2 separate regions of the Homo sapiens genome follow, and region 2 is linked to region 1. A link is a contact called in ENCODE Hi-C or POLR2A ChIA-PET data. All regions are on one chromosome and are shown on one strand. Each heading gives the region's core, a stretch centred on a gene start or an enhancer-like site at or near the end of the contact. The rest is flanking DNA. Distances are from core to core; before and after follow the strand shown.

Region 1 (5,614 bases), core at 1,817-4,316:
AGAGTGAGACTGTCTTAAAAAAAAAAAAAAAAAAAAAAAAACCTGGTAATCAGAATCACCTTTGGACAAAATTTCTAGGCTGTGGATTTCTTTAAAATGTGTATATTATAACAAATCTGGTATAACCTCTCACCATATTTCTATTTGTACCATATCATTTAACTCTAGAAGTTGGCTTTTATTAATCTGTCAACTTTTATGCCTTTTATATTTACTTTAAAAAGAAAACTATTACTTTTCTTTGGATTCAGGAGATAATCCATATCAGTCCTTAGTAAAGACAGCACTTAACATTATACAATTTTTAAAAAAGGAATCCTGAAGAACAAACTGTGTACACACAGACAAGCTTTTTCATTTTGGCAGACAATGATGTCAACAAGCAAGACGTTGGGTTTTTGTTTTTCTTGCATTATGTCACTTGTTGAATGCTATTTTACAACTGCATACAAATGAGTGCTCTGCTAGATACTTTGTAAACAAAATTAGGAAAATAGCTACCATTTACTGACTGCTTCCTATGTGCATTTAACTAGGTAATTCAACCAAAATCTCAGGAAAAACAAGAGGGAACAATATACTGAAGCTGTGTGGATATTTTTATACCCTTACACGCAATTAGCCGATTTCCTGAGGAGAGCATGATGTTCCCTGAAGTGTTAACAAGTATCTGCCAGCTTTTCACCCTCAAGCATTTGGAGTTCAGGCTTTTCAGTGGTAATTTTGTTTATATGTGGTTCTCACCTTCCTTCCATGTGAACTACAATTCCATCACACCTACGCTATCTACAGGATCCCTAGTCCGAGTTCACACCTGGAGGTTCCGGGTTTACATTAAGTAGCTTTCGCAAGACCACACAGCTTTTAAAAGCTACAAAGTCTAAGCAGCCTGACTCTCAAGCTCCCTTTCTAAGCACTATAATTCCATCATCCAAAATTCTCATTATCCAATGGATCCAGAAACTTATGGATTTTTAGGACTTTAAGACAAACCTGGCCATTTTACAGATAAGGAAATTGAGGTCCACAAAGGTAGAGTCGACTTGCCTGAATTCATGCAGCAGTGTCCAGATACCTTCCAACACAACGTCCAGATATGCCACACTTCCTCTTGCACAGTCCCCACCTGTCCCCACCCTCCTCGTCCCACCCTATCTACTCTTCCCAGGCCCAGTTCCACCCGGCTCCACCCAATTTCATTCCTTTCTCTTCCCCAAAGAGGTAGGAGGTACAAGTATGTGATACCCCACTTCTGGCTTCCTCAAAAGCTTAAGGAAAAGCAGCTCCACACTCACTCCCAACCCACAGATGGATTCGCCCACCAGAGAATAGGGCCGTGTGGAAAGGGTAGGGGCTGCACGGGGAAGCCTATCACTCTTAAGTAGACAATTGATGATGGGGTTCAGGTGCAACAGTCTTTTTGGCAATGGCTCTCTTCCTAGAAGTGCAATGCAAAGCAGACAAGCCGGTTGCCAGGTGCATTCAGGGAAGGAGGTGCAAAAAGTGATAGCTAATCTATGGACTTTGCCCAGCTGGCCTGCCCTGGCCCCCACAACTCTTGGAAGTGATCTGAAAAGGTATGAAACCAAGGAGGCAAGGCACACTCGGGATTGCACAGGCTCATCCCCTCCTCTTGCCTGAGATTAGAAGGGCGGGGGTAAAGGCAGGACATCCAGAGGCATCCAGCCAGGATCTTAGCTCCAGTAAAGCCAAGGAATGAATGAATGGCCACAGGCTACTCTGCAGGGCACTCACAGCCTCGCCTTCACCAAGGTCAGCCTCCCCGCTCCCCCATTCTTTATTTCAAGCATATGGGGTCTCAGAACCCAGGTCTGGCCTCTTGTCCCCTGCGTCTTAAGAGTGAGCCAGGAATCTGGGTGGGCCAAGGGATGGAGGGGCAAGAGATCTGCTGTTATGAGCCTGGCCTGGTCTTTAGAACAAAATCCTTCCCCACCAGCCTCATTCTGGGCTCTAGCTTACCATGGATCCCATGTTCTCAGCCCTCCCTTTTCTTCCTCTCCCTCCCAAAGCAGGCGCTGTGTTCTCTATAGTCAACCTGCACATGGGCCACCAGGTCTCAGTAAGGCTGTGGGTTCGATTCTCCCCTGGATGGCTGGCTCCTCACCCAGCCTTGCGCCGTGCCTCTCTGCCCTGCCCTCCCTGCCCTGGCCACACCAGCCCGACTGCACAGGCTGCGCCTGCCAGGGCCTAAGGGAGCGCCAGCCATCTTTGCTCCCTCCCCGGTGGCCCTGGAGGCCAGCTGGGCAAGGGCAGCTGCCAGGGTTGGCTGGTGGCAGCCAAGCCTTTGGGCTGTGACTTCCCAAGGAAATTCCCACCACCAAGGGTAGTGGCTGCACCTTGGGTCACAGGGGTGGGCCTGAGGCCACCAAGTCAATCCAGCCCAGTTCAGTTGCTCTACTGGACCACGTGTTTGGAAGGGAGGAAGAGTGCAGCCCACAAGGGGAAGCAGCACAGGCTCCCGGTTGCCCCTTAAGGTGCCAGGAGGCAATGAGTGGCAAAAGAGGGAGCTGGCAGGTCCGGGGCTCCAGGGACGAGGGATCCAACCTGAGAAGCCCGGGGAACCTGGGGAGGGACCGAGGCCAGACCATTGTGTAGGGTGGGGAAGGGAGATAGGCAGACGGGTGGGGGTGGGGACAGGGCTGGAGGTGGAGGTGGGGGTGGGGAGAAAGAGAGCTTGAAACAATGCGTCCTCTCCCTCTACATACACTCCCAGACACACATACACCACAGCATCTTCACGGGGCCACTCCTTGACCTGGGCCCAGTAGGGTCCCGAGATCATCCCTGACCCCGCTGGAGCCTCCAAACTGTACGGGGCACCCCCACCCTTCCTAGTTTTGAGGAAACTCGCTGTTTTACTGACCTGGAGTGTGACCCAGAGCCCTGGGGGCATCCACTTCTCGCTCCACCTTCCAGCCTGGGACATTTAAGTCACCCTGTGGGGAAAGGCCTTCTCAAGTAGCGTCCCCAGCCGAGCTCGTCTCACTCCAGAACCAGTTTCATATCTGTAGAGGACCATTGAGCATGGACCGTCTACAGCCAACTGGCCGGTGGGGAAGCGGCTTAAGCCACTCCCCCCAGGAAATCGCCCACCCTCAAGTGCTCTGTACCAAGATGAAAGAAGTGCAAATTCGGGGGTCACTTCCAATGGTAAAGTGATAGCAGCTATTGTCATCCACTCTCCCCAGCTGGGGGTGTTAAAGTGCCCTGACCCAGCTCTGAAACAAACCCCAAACTGCCCAGAGAAAAGTTGAAAGAAAGTTGAAAGATTTCCAAAGAGTTTGGGGGGAGGGGAGGGAATGGGAGGAGAAGGTTCAGATCGAAAGACCTAGGGGAAGAAAGTCTGTGGCCAGGCTTGCAGAGGAGGTGGAAGAGAGCAAAGCTGGGGCCCAGAAACTAGCTATGGATAATTGCTTAAGAGAAATACCTTGAGGCTCTCTGAACCCTCAAAATGCATCTCTTTGTGAGGCAGCTCTCACCAACCCCAGTCCTGTAAGACAGGCAGAACCAGGCAGACTGGAGAGCTACTCACGGCCCCATCATGGGGCAGTCTCCCTTCCCATCCAGGAAGGCCCCACTTTCTCTAAAGGCTGCATCTCCACCATTCTCTGAGCATCCCCCAGGCTTGGGGCTCAACACCTCTCATTCCCAAAGCAAGCCTGGGCCAGAGCTGCATCTGTTAGGAGCCAGGGGGCCTATCCCAGGGCACCTAACTTACTGAGCCCCACTGAAAGGTGGGGGCACGCAGTACCTGCAGCTTCGGTCCCTCCCCCATGGCTCACCTAGGGCCCAGGGGCCTCAAATAATCCCAGGAGGAACCAGTCCAGCCCCTGCTGATGGGGGAGGTGAAGGCCTCAGGATTGCAGCCTTGGTGGCAGCTTCCCCCCAAGGGGCTTTCCAGCCTGGCTTTAACCCTTTGGAGTGCTGTAGCTAACTGCTTCTTTCCAATTCCACCCACAGCTCCTCCGTGCTGTCTCTCCCCTGACAACCACTGTAAAATGCCCCCATGCATCCATTATGCTCCAGCTCCACTATTATCATTTTCTCCTCTCTCAATCACAGCTCCACAGTTATCACCAAAAGCAAAAATCCTTCACAAAACACCCTTTCCCAGGGGCACTGGAAGAAGAGCCGCCACACTTGAACTCAAGTCCAGTTCCTGCATCTTAATCACACCCGCCCCACCCACCAGGAATGGCAGTGGCCTGAGGCTGTGGCTTAGCGGGTGTCTTGGACTTGGGTTTGAATGCCAATCCTGCCCCTTACTAGAATGTGGCCTTGGGCAAATTGTTTAACCCCTCCCAGCCTGACTTTGTGGTTAATGGGGTATAGCATCTACCCCAGAGAGTCATTGGATAAATTCCACGAGATGATAAAATTTAAAACATTTAGAACTCTGCTTGGTACAAAGAAAGTGTATTCTAGTTCTCAGCCTTTCCAGTTAATTTGAAATTATGTTTAAATTCTTAATATAAATATGCTGTATTTTTAAAGTTTTGGAGAATAGTGGTTATCTCATAGGAGGAGATGGAATTACGAAATACCTTTTCTTTCCACACTATGTTCTCTCTGTGCTGTTTGACATTTTATAAAAAACGTCTGCATTACTTGCTATCATTTTAAAAACCAATGAAGATAATTTAAAAATTTTTAAAAGGCTAATGGAATCTTTCAAAGTGTTTTTTAAAAAGAAAGTAGTGAAAAAACAAAAAGGTTTGTTGGCTTTTCCATTACAAAAGTAAGAGTGTTATTTAAGAATAATTGGGAAATTTTTTTAAAGTAAAGTAAAGGGAAGAAAAATTACCTATAATCCCATTATCTAAAGACAGCTATTGTTAACATCTCAGTATATTTTGTTCTAATCCAGTTCTTTTTTCTTAGAATTACACAAGTTAAGCATTCTCTTTACAAAAGATTGAAATAATACAGAATAAAATGGCCAGGCGTGGTAGTGCATGCCTATAGTCCCAGCTACTCGGAAGGCTGGGGCCAGAGGATTGCTTGAGTCCACAAGGTAGAAGCTGCAGTGAGCTATGATGGCACTGTTGCACCACTACACTCCAGCCTGGGTGACAGAGTGAGATCCTGTCTTAAAAAAAGAAAAAAAAAGAGTAGGTAAGCAAGTCCTTGTTCCACACCCAACACATTCTCCTCACTAAACCTGCCAGTCCTTTTGCTGTGCATTTTCATCTTTCTTTTCTTTTCTTTTCTTTTTTTGACACAGGGTTTCACTCTGTTGCTGCTGGGGTGAGATGGTGGGATCATAGCTCACTGCAGCCTCAAACTCCGAGCTCGAGTGATCCTGCCACCTCAGCCTCCCGAGGAGCTGGGACAACAGGCACACGCCACCATGCCCAGATAAATTTTTTTTTTTTTTAATAGAAACAGGGTCTCCCTATGTTGCCCAGACTGGTCTCAAACTCCTGGGCTCAAATCCTCCTGCCTTAGCCTCCCAAAGTGCTGGGATTACAGGTGCAAGCCACCGTACCCAGCCCATTTTCATCTTTTTATGTGCATATATACGTGTTTATTTTTCTAGTTTCTCTATGGGTATTTTCCTTGCTTTTCTTTTTCTTTTTTTTTTTTTTTTGGA
Region 2 (5,225 bases), core at 2,202-4,701, 52 kb before region 1:
GCCTGCGCTGTGGTCCCACCCATCACCAGCCTGGCTGGGGCCCCGGAAAGGGCACTGGGCAGCATGCACCCTGGTCCATGCCCTGCTTGGGCTGGGCGGGCAGCCTCATGGTCCACAATTCTCACCTCCTTGCCAGCCCTCTGAAATGCTGTTCCAGGCTTTGAGAAGGGGAAAGAGAAGCCAAACAATTTTCTATCTTTTTTTTGCGGGTGGGGGGATGGAGTTTCACTCTTGTCGCCGAGGCTGGAGTGCAATGGTGCGATCTCGGCTCACTACAACCTCTGGATCCCAGGTTCACGTGATTCTCCTGCCTCAGCCTCCCGAGTATCTGGGATTACAGGCACATGCCACCACACCCAGCTAATTTTGTATTTTTAGTAGAGATGGGATTTCACCATGTTGGTCAGGCTGGTCTGGAACTCCTGACCTCAGGTGATCTGTCTGCCTCGGACTCCCAAAGTGCTGGGATTACAGGTGTGAGCCACAGCGCCTGGCCACAATTTTCTATTTTCAACCCTGGACCTGCCCCTCTCCTTTTCACCCCATCCCTACCCTCAGCTGCAAATTCAGGCTCTGTAGGAGAAAATGGAATAAGAAACGAAGCCCTTGGGGCCTCCCTCATGCAGCCCCTAGAAAGGATCCATCCTTTGGAGCCCAGGCTTGTCCTGATCAGTCCCTGGAGCACAGACACCCACCCACCCCCTTCCAGCTTAGGGCCGCCTCTGGCATGCCTGGGGCACTTGAGGCCTCCTGCTTCCCAGCTCTGCCTGCGTCTGGCTGCCTGAGGCCCCTGGGAGGCATAGGGGCTTCAGCTACTCCCCTTCAGGCTGGTTCCTCAGGCTGGCAGAGACAGGCTGGGGGCAGGGAGGGTCCCCTGGGTAAAGGTGCCCGTGACGAGCTGCAATGCCAGCACATCTGTGCAAATATTACCAATTATTTTCCTCACTATAAACACCCAGCAGGAAGACAGAGAAGCAACCAACCCAAACTGTTCAAAATAGAAACTGAAATTGCTGCACAGGGAAGTCGGGGCAGCCAGCAGAGTGGGGGCCCTGCACCAAGAACCCAGCCCCGGTCCCCGCAGCTGCCCTGATGCTGGACCTGCTCTGGCTGACCCCACCCTCCAACCCCATCTCAACTTTCTCCCCTACAGGCCAGGCTGGAATGGGATGGAAAAGGGCCTCACCTAGGGGATGTGGGATATAAGGGAGGGTAGCCAAATGGGCCCTGTGTGGGGGTGGGCAGATGGCAGAGGGGGCAGCCACAGAGGAGCCAGGAACTGAGGCCACCTGGCCTGTGGTCCAGGACAGCTGCTGGGCAAGTGGAGCCACGGGGGCTGTGGGCAAAGGAGTGGGAGGAGAGCCTCCCTTCACTGTTCCCCAGCCCCAGGGAAGAAGGGGTGTCCTAAGGGTGGCAGGCCAGGGGTCCTGGGGGCTGGACCCAGGGGAAACAGTGACCTGGCCCCACTCCGAGTGACAAGAATTTTTCCGATGGTGGGAAGGACTAGAAACCCACTCCCAGAACCCCGGCAGCCTTCTCCATCTCTTCCTCCCGATGAACAGGGCGGATAGACAGCAGGTCCATGGACATAGTTGCAGGGATTGTCAGAACAGTGAAAATACTTCCACAGTAGTTGATAAACAGGCCAAGCCCTAAACCCTCCCAGTGTTTCCCTCTCCTGCCTCCCTGGCCCCTCCCCAGAACTCCAGACTTCTCTGCTTCAGGAACTGAAGTGTTAACAGCTGACACAGGGCCCCGCCCCCTCCCAAATGCGTCTGTCCATGCCTGACTGCCCTGGTGGCTAAACGGCTCTGATGTTGCCCCTGGGCACATGCACCACTCATCAGTGTGCCCCTGCACCCTGCTGCTTCCCAGAGACAGACTCAGCACAGTCCCTGAACCCCACTCAGAAGGTGGGGCAGGGGTCAGTGGCCAAAGGTGTGAGTCCTGGAACGCTGCAGCAGGAAGGAACCCGGGAGGTGATCTAGTCACAATCCCTCATGCTACAGATGAGACAACAGAGACCCAGAAAGGGTTGCCAGTTGCCCAGTGTCACACAGCAAGTCACGAGCCAAGCCCAGGCCTTGCCTCACAGGCCCTGGAGTTGCTGAGCTAGGCTGGTGATGTCTGCTTGCCTTGGAAACAGAAAACCCAGGGACAACTGCCGCTGCTGCCCAGTGAATATTAACAAACTTGCTTCTCTCAGCCTTCCTTCCCCGGCTGTTTCCGGCTTCAAAGGCTTCCCCGGCTGGCCCCTCCCTGGGGCTGACACCTTGGCCCTTCTATTTTTGGTGGCTTGGTAGGGGTGGGGCAGGAGAGCGACAGCCTTGCTTTTGCCTGCCCTGAGCTCATGGCAGCCCCCGGGTGCTCTCTCATCCTCTCTGCCATGGGGGGAGGAGCTACTCTGGGCGGGGGAGTCCCCACGGGGAGACTCAGATGTTCTGAACAAAAATAAAAGGTGCTCGTGTGGCCCATCTGCATTTCCAAATACTTCCAGCCCACATCCCTTGAACTGCTTTTACCTCTCTCCCACTAAAGAGCCAGGCAGGTTTCAAAGCCAGTTCTAGCTCCTCCAGGAAATGACAGAGAAAGAAACTCCCAGGGGGCAGGATCCCTCAGAGGCAGCCAGAAGGGGACAAAGGGGACAGTGAGTGTGCTTGCACCAGTGGGCAGGGCTGGGGTGAGGCAGCAGGGCCAGGCTACGTTGACAGAGCACCCTGGGTGCACAAAGGACCTTCACACCACTCTTTCTACCACTGAGGCTGGTGTTCTTGTCCCCATTTCACAGACAGGAAGACTGAGGACCTCGAGGCCTTTCCCAGTTCCACAGATCAGTGAATGGTGCCTCGTCCTCTGGGAGCCTGCTGTGGCTCCACCCTCACCCACTGCCTCCCTTCCTGAAGCCAACTCCTGGCCATTTTCCCTCATTAACCTCCGCCAGCCCTGTCCCTAACACTTGCGCTCAGAGCTGGCTGGCCCAGAGCACAGCCCAGTGGTTAACAGCAGAGAAGAGGGGAGCCCACCACCCAGTTCAAATCCCATCCCCAGCCTCTGTGCAACTTCGGGTAAGATGTTGCTTGGTGTTTTCTCATCTGGAAAACGGGGATCGTGATGGTGACTGACCCCGTTAAGATGACTGTGAATATTACATGAATTAACACTTGTATGGCTCCCGCAAAATTGAGTGTCTCGTAAGTGCTATATGGAATTTCTTTAAAATTATCTCCAGCTGACCACCATTTAAATGGCTTCCCTGCCAGAAGTGTGTCACCTCCCTCAGCCCCATCCCTTCCATAGCCAGAGATAATAGCCAAAGTCCTGATAGCTCTGGTCCCTGCTGGTCTCTGGGCAGATCTCGGCTGGCAGCAAGCTGAAGGCAGGGCCTGTTTCCCGTCTCGCTGCCTTTGTTTAGGCTGCTCCCCCTGCCTGTAATTCTGGTATCTGCCTCCACACCCTGAGATTCTTTTCCTCCAAACTGATAAAAATAATTTTCCAAGACACGTCTCAAGAAAACCTCATTTTCTCGGCAGCTGTTTCTGTCAACTCACCCCAGCCCCAACACCAGGTAGAACTAGCCACCCTCTTTCGTGAACCACCGCTACACCTGTTCATATCGACATGACGGCCACATCTAGACATCTGCTTTTCTGAGGGTGGAGCTCGTGTTTGCTCAGGGCATCCCAGGTCTGACGTGGGGACTGCCTTCCACAGACACTCGACCCTTGTTCACTGTTGACATCACTGGGAAAGAAGTGACTTGCCTCCAGGCTGGAGGGAGTCGGGGCAAGGTTCTTTCCACTTTAATTTCCTCTTCAATGGGAAAATCATCCACATCTTGGGGTAGATGGGAGCAGGGAGGAAGTCTCTAGGTGGCAAGGACTTTACAATTCCGAGGACGATCAAAGAGACCAGAAAGAGCAGTATGAGCCCGTGGGGTGCCCAGCCTGGTGGTATCTGCAAAGGGACACAGCACAGAACTTTACCCACCTCCTCCCCTCTTTCATCAGGGATGCCATAAAGACCACCCTTCTGGTGCTGCAAGGTCTGTGCTCTGTAGGAAGAATAAACAAGGGGAACAAAGAAGCCAGAGCAGCTGCTCACTGCTCTCCTCCTCTGGTCTCCCCCAGGCTGTGGGCTGAGGATAGAGAAGAGGTTCTTCCTTGGTTTCCTCTGCACCCAACTTAGCCCCTGGGTCACCCCCAACCCCCATTGTCCAAAGGAGCCTACAAGTCTGGGTACCACTGGCCTGTCCACAGTCACCTCTGAAGACCAAGGCCAGAAACAGGAGCACTTTCCCATCCTTCACCAAGTCCTGTGACTCTACCACTCCCCAATCTCCCCGACTCTATTTCCTGCTATCTCTATCTCCAAGCCCTAGTCCAAGCCCCCATCAGCTCTTACTCAGACTCCTGCAAAACCTCCTAAATGACCTATCACATGATGCAACATGGATGAACTTTAAGGAGATCAGGCTAAGTGAAATAAGCCAGTCTCCAAAGAACAAATACTGGATGATTCCATTTATGTGAGGTACCTCGGGTAGTCACATTCCTAGAAAGAGAAAGAAGAATGGTGATTGCCAGGAGCTGGGGGAGGGAAAAACTGGGATTTGTTTAATGGGCATAGAGTGTCAGCTTTGCAAATTGAGAAAGTTCTAGAGATCTGTTGCAAAACAACATGCATGTACTTAATTGTACTGAACCGTACACTTAAAATGGGTAAGATGGTAAATTTTATGCTATGTGTTTGTTTTGTTTTGTTTTGAGACAGAATCTTGCTCTGTCTCCCAGGCTGGAGTACAGTGGCACAATCTCTGCTCACTGCAACCTCTGCCTCCCAGATTCAAGTGATTCTCATGCATCAGCCTCCCAAGTAGCTAGGACTAAAGGCGCATGCCACCACACTCAGCTAATTTTTGTATTTTCAGTAGAGACGGGGTTTCGCCATGTTGGCCAGGCTGGTCTCGAATTCCCAACCTCAAGTGATCCCCCCACCTCGGCCTCCCAAAGTCCTGAAGTGCTGGAATTACAGGCGTGAGCCACCACACCTGGCAAGAAATTTTAAACATAGTTTATCTGTTTCCTTGTAAGTACCTTAGAGCAAGCTTGTCCAACCTGTAGCCTACACAGCCCAGGACAGCTTTGAATGCTGCCCAACACAAATTCGTAAACTTTCTTGAAACATTATGAAGTGTGTGTCAGTGTGTGTGTGTGTGCACGCACGTG

Evidence for each region. A loop is a pair of places that touch in the nucleus more often than their neighbours do. ChIA-PET counts read pairs that join two places held with the same protein, here RNA polymerase II (POLR2A). Pooled maps may share reads with other maps.
Region 2: a map of endothelial cell of hepatic sinusoid shows a loop between it and region 1 (8-fold over the local background). The contact joins the enhancer-like site here to the promoter of VRTN in region 1. A Hi-C loop is called at or near these places in 4 of 168 maps with a recorded cell type or tissue (B cell, OCI-LY7, endothelial cell of hepatic sinusoid and 1 more), 3 of 37 single-sample maps with no recorded cell type and 8 of 50 pooled maps. POLR2A ChIA-PET finds 5 or more read pairs at or near these places in 5 of 52 experiments (B cell, PC-9, WTC11 and 2 more).

What each region holds. Positions count from the first base shown.
Region 1 is chr14:74,345,923-74,351,536 of GRCh38, reverse strand. It overlaps VRTN (vertebrae development associated), which reads right to left and starts at 3,066. Exons shown (of 2, transcript NM_018228.3): 1 at 2,885-3,066. RefSeq lists enhancers at 1,303-2,052, 2,053-2,803.
Region 2 is chr14:74,398,682-74,403,906 of GRCh38, reverse strand. No RefSeq gene overlaps it. Among named protein-coding and RNA genes, the nearest start is that of SYNDIG1L, 25 kb to the left of the region's middle. RefSeq lists enhancers at 1,899-2,228, 1,446-2,355. Within about 2 kb of position 3,451, at least 11 of the 41 ENCODE cell types and tissues checked have a DNase peak (open chromatin) inside an H3K27ac peak, as active enhancers do; they include B cell, OCI-LY7 and PC-9, where a contact is called at or near this core.